Linked DNA regions of Mus musculus: region 2 is linked to region 1. Evidence: chromatin loops called from intact Hi-C (ENCODE). Cell type or tissue: heart. All regions are shown on one strand.

Region 1 (8,000 bases):
CGTTGCACAGCTAGCTCTATAAGCAAGCCTAGCTCAGCCTCTGTCACTATCTGTTGAGTCCTTTTTCTTTTTGGTTTTTTGAGGCAGGGTTTCTCTGTGTTGCCCTGGCTGTCCTGGAACTCATGCTGTAGACCAGGCTGGCCTCGAATTCAGAAATCTTTCTGCCTCTGCCACCACGCCCGGCTTAAGTCCTTTTTCTGCTCTCTCCAAATATCACATGTCCTCCACAGGTCTTGCCTCAGTTGACATCATTCTGCCAATCAGCCCGAGTCCACAGAAGAAACTGCAGCATACTACCAGAAGTTTTTTAGTGTGTTTCTCTCTATGGGGTTCTGACAAATGCAGCTCAACTATGCAGTGTAAGACGAACCAAAACGTGTATTTTTAGCAAAGACTCCTTCATCATGTGTCCTTTCATGTGCTTGCTTTAGCAGAACATCCTTCCTCCTGTGTCTGCTTCAGCTAAACCTTCCTTCACGAGTCTGCCTTAGCCTCTCACCTGTGTCCATTTCAGCTAAACATTCCTTCATGTGCTTGCCCCAGCAAAACACCTTCCATCACAACTGACTCTCCAAAGAGCCCTTAAGTTTCCACTTCAATACCCAGGTCCAGTTTTCATTATATAAGAAGCACAGGTCACTTTTATAAAAAAAAAAAAAAAAAGTCCTCAGGAACGACTCGGCAAATGAAGTAGTTTGCGGTCATTATGGGCATCTTGATGGAAACACACACAGAGGACAAAAATAGGAGCTGGACAACCTGAGCTGGGTAGGAAGGACATGTTCTCTCAAGTAAAAGCCTGTGTTGGTACTAGGCCCAGTGTCACGCAGGGCAGACGAATAAGACTAATGAAACTGGACTTGGGAGAATGTGGAGACAAGGTCAGGGCAGAGCTCACAGGGATGCTTACAGAAGTGTTCAATGGAGGTTACAGTTGAGGGCAGACACAGCCAACCTTTTGACATTGTGAAATGAAATTATCATCCACAAAATTCACCTGTGAGAGCCACACAATCCAGTTCCATAAAACAAAAAACAAACAAAACTCAAGATGCTTCACCCACGTCTTTATTTTCAGTACTTGTGATTTTGTGTGGAGTCACATTCTAGGTACACAAGTCACATTCTAGGTACCTGGGCACATGGACGAGCCAATGCCCTTATCCTGCCTGTGACATGTTCCCTCAATTAAAGCTTTTGATCAGTGTGTCTATAGTTTTCTTGCCTTGGTTTTGAGACAGGGGTTTCCGAGGCCCAGGATAGCCTCACACTCAAAATCTGTCTTTCTGGCCTCCAGTGTGCAAGGATTTTACATGTGCCACCAGGCCTGGCTAATCACAAACATAACACATAGTGGGTGTTCCATATGCTCACTATTTCTATATGTATTACCATGGCACACGTATGTAAAGCACAACTGATTACAACAGGAAGTAGGTCATACATAGTAGTAGCATCCCTCTTGCATTACAAACAGGACCTGTCCTGTGGTGATGGATGGAGCACCTGACTAGAGAGACTAGGAAGGAAGGACATTCATACAGCTGTAGTCAGACAGTTCTGTTCAGTTTCCATTAAGACTTGCTATTGATTCCAGCGTCTCATCTCTGAATCCCACACGGCTTCCGCCTGACATTTTTGGACCTCCCATCCCTCAGGGTCTGCCCCGGGCCAAGACTGGTTTTGCTGGTGACTGCATCTTCATTGCTTCTAGATCTCCAGTCCTGGCACAGAAGACAACTTAACAAAGACCCGCCTGAGACAGCCATCGCTGCATTTCCAAGGCTCCTGTCAGCTTCAATTACGTGCCTGGTGAAAAGCTTTCAGGTATTATCTAGACCATCAAGGTCCAGAGGCCATGGACTATGCAAATTATTACCTAGGCAGACATACTACATCAGAAGCAATATAATCCCCAACAAACCCTTTAGATATTCCTTATTGCCCTCTGGTCAAGGTTCACAGCGCTGTTCTTAACGCTTGTCGCTAATGCAGCTCCGGCTGCACATGGACGACACCAACCACCTGTAACCTGCACCTGCTCTGCTGTGCCCAACGCACAGTTGCTTGGCGAGCGCCTGTCAGGACACAACTGAAAGGCCTTCTTTCCTAAAGCCCGCCCACATTTGCATTTCTCCCCTTCTCCACACAAAACCTCCTAAAGTACAAAATGTTCAGAGCAACACATCTTTTTGTCCTTGGGCCTGGCAAGTAGCAGCTGAGTGTCTGACAATAAATGCTTACTGAAAGAATAGATTTATTAACAAACAACAAATCTGTTCCTACACAAAATATTGGACCAGCATCACATGGTATCAATCTAGGTTTTTCCATTACTAATAATGGATGGTGTGTTTCTCTACTGTCTCATTCTATAGGCTCATGGCTTTAAGGTAAGATGTACGCTCACAACCACCTAACCATAATTGCCCAAGACACACAACAGACTCACACAGCCTCGTTATGAACTAATGGCTAAGCCAACAAGGTGAGTCCACAGCTACTGTAAAAGATACAGGAAGCTAACACTAAAAATCACTTTTGAAACTGAGCCTAGAAACCTATAAGCCCAGCTTCTGGGAGGCTGAAGCAGGAGAACTGCAAGTTCAAGGACTGCTTGGGCAAGCTAGTAACAAGGCAGCCTTGCCTCAGAATCAAGGCGCACCGGGTTTCACTGCTCAGCAACAGAACCCTAGCCTTGCATGTGCATGGCCCGGCTTGGTCTGGTTCCCCAAGGAACGTGTGAGGTCGTTCAGAATGAAAGGTGTTTGTTTTTTATGAAGATCTGTATGTTGTTCTACTTTGTCTGGGACTCCTAAACTCACGCGTATCCCCTACCTTAGCCTCCCAGGGAGCTGGGATAAAGACAGGAGCAGTGTGTGTGTGTGGGAGGGGGGGGGGCTTACTGCTCCAATGTAAACATGATTCAAGTCCCTGTGGAAAAGTGTTTTCTAGGCGCTCTCTCCCCCCCCTCTCTCTAGCTGAATGCTAAGTGAGGGCACTTTCACAAAATCTGTATCCTAACCGGTTTGGGCCGACAAGCTGGTTTGTCCAGTTTTCCCATTTTAAGAGAGCCCAAGTACATAATTTGACTGGGCTGGGTTGGAGGCCTTCTGGGCTAACATGAACAGTTAACTTTTCCATGGTGCGTACACCTGCCTGAGCAAGCCTAGGATGCTGTGGACTTAACAAGTCTTGTCACAAGGCTCAAGTGTGTCATGGATCGAGTTTCACATTTCATCCTGGAGTGGCCCGGCCCCAGCAGTTATCTCCAAGCTGCTGTGGCCCTGTTACTTAATCCCTGGACCTATTATCTTCCCTGTACAGATGGAGAACAAGAAGGAAAGGAAGGGTGTAAAATGACAGGCTGTAGGGGCCCCAACAGTTACCAAAGAAAACGCCCCGGTTTGAATTCTATCCATTCCTAATCCTCTCAGAGAGCCACTTTGTACGAGGAACTTCTGTGCACACCGGGCAGGACAAAGTGTCGACTGGGAGCACAGCTTTTCTTGTTTAGTTTGAATGAACACTCTAAGCTTCGTGGGCCCACAGGCTCTTGGGGAGTAAGGAGATTGGATGGCTTAAGTTTTGCTAGCTGGATCGACGGTTTTGAATTTTATCCAGCCTCGTAAATGTGTCACGTCATATACAGACCTTTCCGTTCAAGATCAAATTTGGGACTAGAAAGGTTTTCCTCCGGAACCTTGCGGGCTCCATGGTAGCACTATTTTCAGCTAACTCCAGGCCTGGACTCTAAACTGAATTGAAGCAAATATCAAATCCAGAAGGCTCTCATCCTTGGGCTCCACCTTTCATCCAGCCTGGATTCTAGAAGAAACTCCCGGCTCTCACAACTGCATCGGCGTGGCTGGTTATGAATCTGACACGCAGGACTAAGGAGCCTGAACTGTGGGTATTAATGTAAAGATTCCTCTACTGGTGCTGATGGGGAATTATTGGGCAAGTTTTATTTCCTGGGCCCAGGTGACTTGCATAACCCAGCAATCTGCACCAGGAGAAATATGTGCTGACCCGGACAGAGCTCACCATTTACGCACTCTACACCACTGGAAAATCCGGGGCCAAATAATTTCTCAAACAAGCCTGCCCCTGCGATGATGTAAGTTCTTCCCCTAAACGTGGGGCTGGACCACTATGAGCCACCTACCCCTGCAGCAGCGGCAGACCTCACTCGCTAAGTCCTGCGGCAGCCTCGGAGGACTCGCCAAGCCCGCGCGGTCGGGCCAAAGGGACCCCGCGCGCGCCCGCGCCGCATCCCGAAAGGGCGCGGGGCCCCCCCAGCACCTACCTCGCACTTTCCGCTGCAGGCGGCGGGCAGCAACGCTCTCCAACCGCTGCAACGGCCGCGACGAGCCCGCCCAGAGTCGGCCCCGGTGCCTGCGTCCACGTCCAGCCCGGTGCCCTCCTCCCCGCCTGCGCGTCACAATCCCGCCGCTCACCGTCACGGCTCCGGGAGCGGCTCACGCCTCCCGCAGCCCGCGGGCCCGCACCCGCGGCGGCACGCAGCGGCTCCGCGCAGCCTCCAGCCCGCCCGGTCCGCCCGGCCCGCCTCTCGCCGCTTTCCTCGGCGGGCGCCCATCCCACCCCGCCCCGCGCTGGCGCCGCCCATTGGCTCCGCCGGTTGCCAGGCGACGAACAACCGCGGCCCGCATTGGTCCAGCGAGGACTAGCCTCCGACAACCCCCAGCAGACGCCAAGCCGCTCTCCCCCGCGCAGCTGCGGCTACCGCACCTGTTACACCCGGGGTCACCCGGCCGCTGCTCCCCGCCCCCAGCTCTCCACGGGGACAAGAGGAGGGTCCTAGCCGCTTTAGAGCCGGGCCTCTGAGGCCACCCCTGAACCCCAATGCTCTCTGGAGAACCAGGTGCGCTCCCCAGAACGGAGAGACACCGGGGCATTCCAGAATTAGGTCAGGCCCTGGAGAAGGAAGGTAGTGGCCTCTGGAATCAATGCGCCAATGCACAGAAATCCGTGTAAAACCAGGGCCAGGGTAGTGCGCGTGAAACCCCGAGTTCATTCCTCAGGACTGCACAGAACGCATGTGAGGGTCTGTGATCCGGCAGAATTGAAGTACAAGGTCATTGGCAGCTTGAGGCTAGCCTGGGCGTTATGAGAGAAGCTCAAGTAGTGAATAAAACAAACTAAGGCAAAGGAAGGGACCTAGGGAGGAGACAGCTGGAAAGGGAAACTAAGAAAAGGTACTTGTGAACTAGACCTTGATGAAAAACTCCCTAGGCCCTCTCCATGAGTGCCAAGAAAATGTAGGACAGTGGCAATTGGCCAAATCCACTTGCCTCTCCCTACTATTTTCACCTAAAGTTCCCCTGGGAAAGGAAAATGGAGAAACCTTAGTAAAGGGTAGGGTGGTGGGGTTCTAGCAAGCTGTTTACTCAAGAGGAAAAAAAAAAAGAGGTTTGGGGTTAAGTGGCTCCTGTGAGAACAAAACATCGTAAAAGGAACACAAGAAATACACCACTGCCACAGAAGAACAAGACAGAGAGGAACAAGGACTACACATGCCCACAGTGCTAGGTAGAAGATCAGAGTGCAGAAATGAACAATGGATTTGAAGGAGATTGGATGCTAAATACAGGTAGCAAGGATACATCATTACAAAGGCGCTTTGGAGCACAGTGCCAGTGAGAAATTACTGCCAATGACTGTCTTACTCTCGAAGTTAGACCATTAGTGGGGTGAGGTTGCTCCCTCTGCATCCGAGGGGGTGTTCTGAAAGTTCCCTTGTCCACTCTCCAAAACACTCCTTTTCCTCTCTCAAGAAACATCTTAACGTGGCATTTATTCTTTAAATGCTGAGTCCGGCTTGGCCGTGCAAGGGACAGCATGGTATGGTCCCACCCCTGGAACAGAGAGAGCAGGGCACGGGCCTCCATGAATGTTCAATGGCTGCTGTGGGCATAAGGCTTGTTTGTATAATAATGTACATATTCTATGTTCCTCCATCAGGGAATGCTCCCCGTTAAGGTTAATGATAATCAGAGACAGCGCAAGTCTGGGAGGCAAAAGTATGTCCTTAGCAAACACGGTAAACACTGTGACCTTCAGGGCTGCCCTTAAAAGGCTGTGGGAAAGAACTCTGAAAATGTGAGTTCAAGACTAAATTTCTCAACCAAGCAAAACATGAAGATGCGATATGAATTATATGAGGGGCTTCCCAGACCTAAAAGAACAGAGGCAGCTGCACTATAAGCCAGTTTGTCAGAAAGATACAAAGGCAGGCAGATCCCTGAGTTCAAGGTCAACCTGGGACAAATCTAATTTAGGTCCAGGCTTGGTCAGAATGGTAATCTCATGACAGAATCCCACCCAGCTAAGTTATTGTCTGTGCTTACAAAGACAGACTGATCTCTGAATTCACTTGCAGTGTTAAAAAAAAAAAAAACAAATCAAAACTGTGCTAGCTGTCTCTAAAAATGAAGGGGCTGGGTCAGGGAATGCTGATTTTTGGGATAATCAAAAGGGAACCTGGAATAAATGGCTTAATTGATATGCAAATAGAAGACTGGGCTTTTGGTCTACAAGAGATGAGCTATTCAGAGAGATTTTAGGATTGTTTTTCTAGCCAGAGAAAGCTGCCTTGTGCAGAGGGCTTTCTGGAAAGCTGTCCTGAGCAGAACATGAGCACTTAGCTTGTAAGGCCCACCACCATTTCACGTCCAGGGGTTGGTTGGTTGGTTTGGTTGTTTGCTTGGTTGGTTTAGTTTGTTTTGGTTTGGGTTTTGTTTGTTTTTTGCTTTTGTGTTTTGTTTTGTTTTGTTTTGCTGCTCTCAAACACGCCTCCTCCCTCCTCGCCTCTCCTCTCTCCGAGGCTGGTCCTTGGCCTCTGAAACAGTCATTTAAATGTATCACCACTTCACCATGGCAACAAAACCAGGAGCCTTCACTCCTGGGTTGCTAAGTCAGCTAGCTCAATCTGCTATGCTTCACACAGTACAGTACCAAGTCTCCCAGACGCGCTGTCCTTTGTATAGGTAACATCTATCCATGGGTAAGTACCATGCCACGGAAATAAAACTTGGAAAAAAAAAAAACTAACAAAAATCAATCTCAACACAAATAGCAGATTTTAATGAAAATGTATATTCCTTTAAAATCCCATGGTATTTAAAATCTTGCATACATCTTTACATGCAAAGACATGGTAGAAGGCATACAAATTTTCAAGTCGTTCCTACATTCTGTGACGCTATTTCTGGTAGTCTCTGGAACACTCCATTGTGTACTCATAAAAGACAGAGTGAGAAAGGCAGATGTCTCAATGTTACAGCCAAAGTAGCTTTGCCCTAATAGATTCCCTTTGGAGGGTTTTGGGGGAGACTCTCCCAAGGGTGCCACAGAGCATCCCTTGAGATCCACTGATCCAAACCTTTGTGCTTTGTCCCTCTCTGGCAGGGACAGATTGAGGGGCTGAGCACAGAAGCCAATTCCAGCCCATACATAATAGGAAGAAGGAGAAGGGCCCTTGGAGGGGAGCTCTCCCTCCTGCCAGACCATAAGGAGTCTTTCTCCTCACACCTTGCCAGGCCCCCTCCAGTTTCAGACTCATTTAGAACTGTGGTAGCACATGGTACAGCTGCGAGACAAAAGCACAAAGAGAACCGTAGAATCCACGTGTCGCCAAATGGCTAAAATTGACCCTGGCGGCTCTGCACAATAGCTCCGGACTGCTACTCACAAGAAGTAGTGCAAGGCTCATTGTTAAGGCTTTGGGGTCAGGTATTCAGTCAGTTACTTAGACAAGAAGATCCTGACTGATACACAGGACAAGGGAAGTACTCCAGGCGGTAGTCTGAAAGAAGACAGAGCGACATCTGTAGCCCAAAGCTGAAAGGGACCTTTCTGGGCTTGAGAGAATCACTTGGTATGGCCAGGAAAAGTGGGTTAGGCAGGGGTTTGCTTACAGCTTCCCTTGAGCTGTTTTCCTCTCCAGAAAAATTAAAGAAAGCATATGTAATGCTGCC
Region 2 (8,000 bases), 45 kb before region 1:
AAACTGTGTTTGTGGAATAGATTTAGTGGTATCTACAACTAAGGTTTTGAATAAAAGAGGCATAAAAAGGACTATATATAGTAAACAGTACACATTTTTTTTTTTTTGCATTTGCTAGACGTGTGTCTGCTGAAAACATACCTTTTAGCACTACCCTGGCTCCTTTTGAATGAGCATAGCACATAAGTTCTGGGTCATATTTTCCAAAAGCTGCCACAGTTGTAATCTGTGACCAGTCATAAGATTTCCAGGTTTTCTGTCCAACATCAAATACAAAGACCTGCCAGGAAAACAGGGGTAGACACTGGCACTTAAACTGAGGCTATCATACTGACATCCAGATACTTGAACCACCTCCATATGTCAGGCAGTGGGCACTGAGTGTAATACGAAGACATCAGGTTACCAGTGTATTATACTGGTGGTTGCATGGACCTGGAAGAAGTACTGGCTAGTGTTGAGGCCTGAAGACAGAAAAAAACACAGTGACTATAAATGTTCAGTATGGCAGAAACCTAGAATTTAGAAAAAGCATAAAACACAGACTGTTGAATCTGGGGTAATTCATGAAAGCCAGCCCTGTTGAAAAGTTAGTATCCTGAGGGAAATGGGGAGAACAAAACCATTTTTATTTAATAAAACCACCTATTGTAATGGACTCACATGAAAACCTCACTCGTCTAGCTTAAGGTAGCCACTCAGACTGCAACTCCGTGAACTTCTCTACAGACTGGGTGGCCTTTTGGAGCCACGGAGCTTCATTTAAGGTTTCGTACTTTTACTGTCGATTATATTTTTATAAACACACAAGTGTGACCATTGACATGAGGAGAACCACCAGCTCTACATCTGTATGGTTTATGTGTTCTTTGCCTGAAATACTCCTCACCTAATATTTAGACACAAGTATTTTTTCAAAGGAAAAGGAATGCATCCTAGAAAATTCCCTTGTGCTGAAATGAGGAATGGATTAAAGAGGGACCCACACTGGAACCACCGAAGGGGACGAGTTTGGATGAATGTGGCCAGAACTCATGAGTGAGACCTCAGCAAAGGGTGGAGCACCAGAGCTCACAGAGTTTGCTGATCTTCAAGCTTCTGCCTGTTTCAGATGGAGCCATGGACACTGCTTAAGTTGCTACGTGTGCTTTTGAATGAAGCCGACTTAGAAGAGTAGTCAAGTCCAAGTTTAAAGTAGCTAATGTCCCTCCAGTGTTTCTCCCTCAGAGATGATCCTAGAAGCACAAAAGCTTCACTGGCCATGTTCCTTCTACCTGACGGTATTCATTTATGGAGAGAGCTAACCTTAATGAAAATGTAGGAGAGGTGTTTTGCTAGGCGCTAGAGGCACAGAGGTTAACAAATACCAAGATCCATTAGGAAATGACAGTAGCATCAAGGCCTGGAAGGAAATGTAGGGGCCTTGATTCCACGTCCAAGGAATCTGCTATCTAGGTGGTGAAAGAAACCATCCACGATGGCTTCATGGGAGGGGACCTCTGCATTCTGGAGGATGACAAAAGAAGATAGCCTACAGGCGAGTGGGCATTTGCAGATTAGAACAAAGTTCCTACAACTCAGGTTCCCCACAACTAAAAAGAGTTCTGAGATTCTGGACCTGAAAAGGTAGCTACGACACAGAAATGCTGAAAGAGAAAGGAACAATATAAAATTAACTAGGTGGTATTCTCAAGCAGTATTTGAGGACCACAGAATTGTTCATTTTTCTGGAGTTCCATTAGAGTTTCAAGAAGGGGTGGCACATTATACTGGCACTGAAAATAGAGATGTAGGGGCCCACAGGAGAATGGACCAGTAAGGGCTGTGCAGAGCAACAACCATAATTGTTAAGGCTGTCATTGAATATTCGCATGCCTTTACCTTTCCGAATTAACTATGCGCAGTTCATTTTTTTCTGTCAAGCAACCATTTAATAAAGTTACTACACACAGAATGTGAAACTGGATAGCTCAGTGTTTTAATTCTCATATTTAAGACTCAACTTGTTAAAAACAAAACAAAACCCAACTAGGTAGGGCCTGTGATCTAATAGCAACTACTCTCAATCTTGAGAACACAAAGGGAGGGGTGTCAGATGTCCATGGTGGGGAATGGTATCTTAGTGACTATTAACTGTGATGAAACACTGACCAAAGCAACTTGGGGAGGAAAGGGTTTATTCGGCTTATATTTCCATATCACACTGTTCATCGTCAAAGGAACTCAAACAGGGTGGGAACCTGGAGGCAGGAGCTGATGCAGAGGTCAGGGAAAAAGTCTCCTTACCGCCATGGAACCCAGGACTGCCTGTTCAGGAAAGGCACCACCCATAATAGGCTGGGTCCTCCTCCACCAATCACTAATTCAGGAGATGTCCTATAGGCTAACCTATGGCCAGATTGGATGGGGGCATTTTCTTAATTGATTCCTCCTCCCTGGTGACTCTAGCTTGTGTCAAATTGGCATAAAATTTGCCAGTACAAACGGGTTCATTCTCAAAGCATAGGTCAGTCCCCTGTAATTCTGCCACACAAATATATGTAGTGGGGAAGGAGACTCTTATAATCTACACTCTTCTCATTTCAAGAAGCAAAAGGCTAGTGAGGCCTCATTTACTACGAGTTTATGGATGAGTATAATTTTCTTAGCATGTAATGACAAATTCTCACAAATACTATATCACCCACTAAGTGTTGAGTGCCGCAATAAATCAGATTGTTATAAAACCACTTAATTGAGGGGAGGGGCTTTAGGCTGAAACAGCTGAGCAAGTCCCTTGAGTTCCTAGTTAGCCAATCAGAACCAGTCAGCTAATCTCTAAGCAGGTGTCTTAGGGCTTCTTTGGCTGTGAATTAGCACCATGACTGCAAAACTTATAAAGGAAAACATTTCATTGGAGTTGGCTTACAGTTCCGAGGTTTAATCCTTATCATCATGGCAGCATCCAGGCAGCCGTGATGCTGGCGAGGGAGCTCAGAGTTCTAAGCAGCAGGGCAAAGACTGAGCCACTCTAGACCGAGCTTGAGCATGGGAGACCTCAAAGCCCATCCCCACAGTGACACACTTCCTCCAACAAGGCCACACCTGTTAATGTGTCACTTCCTATGGGACAAGCATGTAAACACATGACTCCATGAGGGCCATTCCCATTCAAACTACCACAGTAGGAAAGATCCACCGGACCAGAAACTAAAAGTAACAGCTATCCATTGCCAAACAGCTAATTCTTTCTCTCCCAAAACTTTAATTTCTGATCTTAATGATCTGAGTGCTACTAGTGACCCTTGCTCAAAGAAACGTTAATGCACCTAAATTTTTCTTTTTAAAAAATGTCCAGTTTCCACAGTAGGCAGTCTACAAAAATACTGTCACTATTTTTCTAAACAATGTATGCAAACACAAGCATTTAAATATCTATGTCTCAAAACCAAATATAAGTTTAAGACCCATCAACTGTTCCTTCTTTGTACAAATTTTTTGAGACTGGACCCCCTGACATCGCTGACCCCCAGGTCCAGCCACTGTCATCAACTTCGGTCACGCGATTTTACCAATGCTTCGTGGTAAGTCCGTAAGCTTTATACGCCATTCTGCTGGGTTAAAGAAAAATGGACTCAAATAGCTGTTTTTGCCGCTTTCCTGGGTGGGTGACTGTCCATAAACGAAAGAACTAATCCGTACCAAGTACAAAGGTTAGCAGAACATCCTGCTTTCGGATGTACTTTTGGAGGTGGACACTTTCCTACTAAATGTGCATTGCCTTGGAAACCGAGAACCGGTTCTCCTACCCTCCCCGCAGGTGGCTGAGCGGTTAGCGGGAGGAGCTGGCCTCGGGAATCTGATGAGGCAGGAGCATTACACAGTCTGCGGCCTGGGAAGTTGCCCAACCTCTGAAGGAAATCTAAAAAGAGGAAGACTCTGGTGGTTAAGGCTACTCAGTGAGCGCACAACTTCTACAGCCTTGAGTATCAGACCGACGGGCAAATGAGTGCTGACCTCGAAGTCGGGACGGTGGCGGATCGGTTGGCAGAGAGCAGCCTCGGAGCACGGGCAGTCCCCGGCCGAGAGCCGTGCCAACAGCGGCAGCAGCAGCAGAGTGAATTCCGGGAGGCCACACAGCGCCATGCCTGGGGTGGAGGCTGCGGGAATGACGCCTCTTGAAGGGCGGGCCCTGATGTCCTATGGGCAGGCGGGGCGGAGTCTCTGCTGAGGGGCGTGGCCTGATGCTAAACGGAGAGCGACCCAGCCTGCTGCTTGGTAGGTGGGCCCTAGAAGGCGGGGCTGATGCTGGACTTTGTGGAGAAGTGGGACTTGCAGCCAATTGACTGGGATCCCACCCCGGCTGCTGGGGGCACTACCTATGAGTAAATGTAAGATGTGACAGGGGTCTTCCTTACACTCCAGTGCTAGGAAGGGCTAGGTAAACAGTCTTGACCCGGGTAACTCGCAGGTAACTCTACCACTTTTATTCTCTCCATCACTCTACATCACTCTACACCATTTCATGATTGTGTGGTCTGAACGTTTTCTGCTCATTCATCTTACAATTGATTTTGAATCTCTTGCTTGGCGTTGCTCCCCGCACCCCACCCCTGCCAATATAGCTCAGCACAGTGCTTGGCTTGTAGTAAATAGTACGTTCACTGTAAAACTCCAAGAGCTCCTGTTTTCTTTTTTTAAACTTCAATCGGTTTGAGACCATTCTTTTCCAAGTCTCTACACAGGGTATTTTTTAAAATGTAAAATGGACGGGTGATATTATTGTCAATTTACCAGATGTTTGGTTAAGTGTGTATTGTGATTTTCCAGCATTAAATAAAGAGAATTTAAAGATAAACTCTGTGCGGTGATTTTGCTTGAGAGATATGACCTCAAGAAAAGCCTTTCCTTTGGCTATGAGAATAGGGAAGGGGGCTCTAACAGGGTCATCAGGTCCTGGGGGTGTGACCTGGATTGCTCTGCTCAGCGTGTACTGAATGCTGGAAGGAGAACGCACTTTGAAGATTTGGGCATTTTCTTTGGGGAATTCTTCTGTTTAAGTAGCAACAGGAATAAAAATTCTCTTTATGGCTATAAAGGAAATTGAATGTCATTAAACTCATAATGACAATTAAAACACCCATTATAGCATATGAGTTTAAATTTATTGTACACTCCCTAAACACCAATAAAAATTTAAATGATGTAAATTCTTTTCCCAGAACCAAAATGTTGTCAAAGCAAGGATCTCTCTGAGCTCTCTCAGAAGAGCGGAAAGCAAAGGATACTCGGGAACAAATTAATATATTTCTAATCCTGGCAGACTGGAAAGGCTGGAAACCAGGTTTGCTTTCTTGTCTTCGTTTCTCTTCCTGTGGCTGTGATTAAGAAGTAACTAAGATAGCTTTTTTTCCTGGCTCACAGTTCAAGGTACAGTCTACTATGGCAAAGAGGTCACGGCAACAGGGTCTTGAAGCAGCCGGTCACAGTCAGAAAACAGGATGCAGGCATGCATGCAGATGTTGAGCTGGCCTTCCTCTTCATAATGCAGTCTTGAAACGACCTCAGAAAATGGTGCAGCCAGAGTGGCAGACAGAGTCTCCCCACCACAATTAACTTGATTGTAGATAGGCATGCCCAACATCAGGCTGACGGTTAACACTATCAGGGTCCCTCCTTTAAAGGCTTGATGAACGTGGTGGTGAAGGACTTTTGCTCGGCTACTTTTCCTCTCAGGCTCTGATCTGGACTGAACCCTCACTGTCCAATCAGAGTAGGAGCCGTGTAAAGCAGGTGTGCTTTTCAGCCTTGTCTTACGGGCAGCGAAGCTGACCCACAGGCGGATGTTCCGAGGATCTGATGATGCTAAGTGTGAAGCAGGGGTTTGGCCTGACCTTGCCTTAATAGGTACTCTTGTTCTTCAGGGGTTTTCCACCTAAAACCTGGTATGTGCCTCAGTGGTAAGGCGTGGAGCTAAGATTTCACCCTGGACAATGTAGCTCCACGTCAGCAACCTTAACATGGATGCCAAGTCGTCTCCACTCTCCATCAGGGCGGGGAAGTCTTCAAGCTGCCCCAGAGCCCGTCCTTATCTGGCCTTTGAGCAAGTAATCTGTCGGCTCCTGTAAAACTGCACAGCATCCCCGGGCCACGGCGCCTCCACTCCACTCGGCAATCTCAATGGGTTGGGCAAGTCTACAGTCTATTTTCCTGACATAGAGGAAACTGTCAGCATTAGGTTGACAGTTTAAGACTCACACAAAGCCTGCAGCACAGGGCATCATCCCCTTCTGGAATCACATGGCCATTCTTACCTGGCATTTAAGAGTAGGTCCTCCGGCCTACCTCACACCCATCTTTCCCTTCCATAAGGAGTAGGTTTCAAAGCCAGGAATTGTAGCACATGTCCTCAGTACCAGCATTCAGGAAGCAGAGGCAAGCAGATTGCTGCTGAGGTCAAGGCCATCCTGGTCCACATAGTTCCAGGCCAGCCAGGGCTACATGGTGAGATCCTGTCTTACAAAAACCAAAAGCCAAAAGGAAATAGGTTTCAGCTGTTGCGTGGCTCTTTCAGAATGTTTACTAACCAACCCAGCATTGTAAAGACTAATAATTGCAGATAGTTTCTTAACCTTGGGCTGGAAATTATCTTCTCATTCCTGGCCTTTGATCTGGGGAACTTTCTGGAAACAGGTCTCTCTGTAAGAGTAAGGTACTCTTCACACATTTGAAAACAGACAGCTAACATTTCTGCCTCCTCTGATTTCTAAATCTTTCCTCTCTAGCTAAACAAATTAACTCACACCCCTAGATCCTGACTCATCATCCACTCTAAGGTCATTGTGACTCTAAGGACAGGGTGTGTGGCACTTACAGACATTCCAGCATGAGCAGGTCTATGCAGCATACTGCATAACTTACTTGCAGAAGTAGATGCGCCTTTGTGCCTGTCCTACCCATGTGGGATTATAATAAATCCACTATGAGTAAAAGCCTCTGTCTACGTTGGTTTGGTAGTTAATGTAAAACCCACTCTCATTCTCGCCTTTTACTAATGTTGCAAACCTAACCTGTTTGACAGATTCATCCTATAAAACTGCTTCTTACTAAGTCAGTCCATCCTGGATGCAAAGATTTGGAGACGCTGTGCCTTTCCTGGACTTCAAGTTGAGAGGCTTAGAGAACAGGCTGACAAATCTGCAAACATAGTATTTGCCCGTGTCTTTCGTTGGCATGAAAAGGAATCTGTTTCCACCTGATGGAAACCAATCAAGACTGAGCCCGTCCTGATGGCCAGGTCAGCATGCCAAGGCTGAAGAGCGGACAGAAGCCTTCTGTTTATAGCTCATCTCTAGCACTTTTTACCACAGCCCCCACACTTGGAGATGGTCACAATCTTGTATGCATTAGCATACTAAAGTTGCAATAACTAAGTGCCCTAAAGGAGATGAATGAAGCAATAACAAGATATTTATTGTTCCATGATTCTAGATGTCCAAGAGCAAGATTATCTGGGGTGGGGGTGGGGGGTCTTTCTAAAGGCTACAGGAGAAATCTGTCCTAGCCTTGCTTTTTGGCTTGTGAAAAGTCATCTTCATGTTCACACGATCTTTTTTCTTCATATGTCCATGTTCACATTTTCCCTTGCTTCTATAGACACCAGCCATTGCAATAGAAGCCATGTTGATTTCATTTTAATAGAGAGGGAGCCTCATTGCTGAGACATTAGGGGTTAGGAATTCAACATGAATTTAAGGGCAGTCAGTTTAACATGTAACAGTTTTTATTTACCAGATAGTTTGTAATGCCAGTTTTCTTCCACATCATTCAGGATATAGAATGGAAGGAATTCTTTCAGAATTCTAGTTAAAATAATAGAAATTTGCCTTAATTTTCTTTTTTTTTTATTTTTTTTTATTTTTTTTTTAAGATTTGTTGATTTATTTATTATATGTAAGTACACTGTAGCTGTCCTCAGACACTCCAGAAGAGGGCACCAGATCTCATTACGGATGGTTGTG

The links. A loop is a pair of places that touch in the nucleus more often than their neighbours do. Peaks named below come from ENCODE experiments on the same cell type or tissue, not always from the same donor. Only the 100,000 strongest peaks of a DNase experiment are listed, where the experiment ranks them.
Region 2: it touches region 1 in a loop (2.1-fold over the local background); 5 of 42 quality-filtered maps call a loop at or near these places.

What each region holds. Positions count from the first base shown.
Region 1 is chr3:146,401,245-146,409,244 of GRCm38, reverse strand. It overlaps Ssx2ip (synovial sarcoma, X 2 interacting protein), which reads right to left and starts at 4,603. Exons shown (of 14, transcript NM_001355661.1): 1 at 4,310-4,603. In heart, no CTCF peak of the experiment used is centred here; a DNase peak (open chromatin) is centred at 4,664; H3K4me3 peaks cover 3,169 bases; H3K27ac peaks cover 3,109 bases.
Region 2 is chr3:146,446,627-146,454,626 of GRCm38, reverse strand. Ctbs (chitobiase) reads right to left here and starts at 4,160. Exons shown (of 7, transcript NM_001293672.1): 1 at 3,997-4,160; 2 at 142-280. The coding sequence starts at 4,125. In heart, a CTCF peak has its summit at 4,132; a DNase peak (open chromatin) is centred at 4,186; H3K4me3 peaks cover 1,325 bases; H3K27ac peaks cover 970 bases.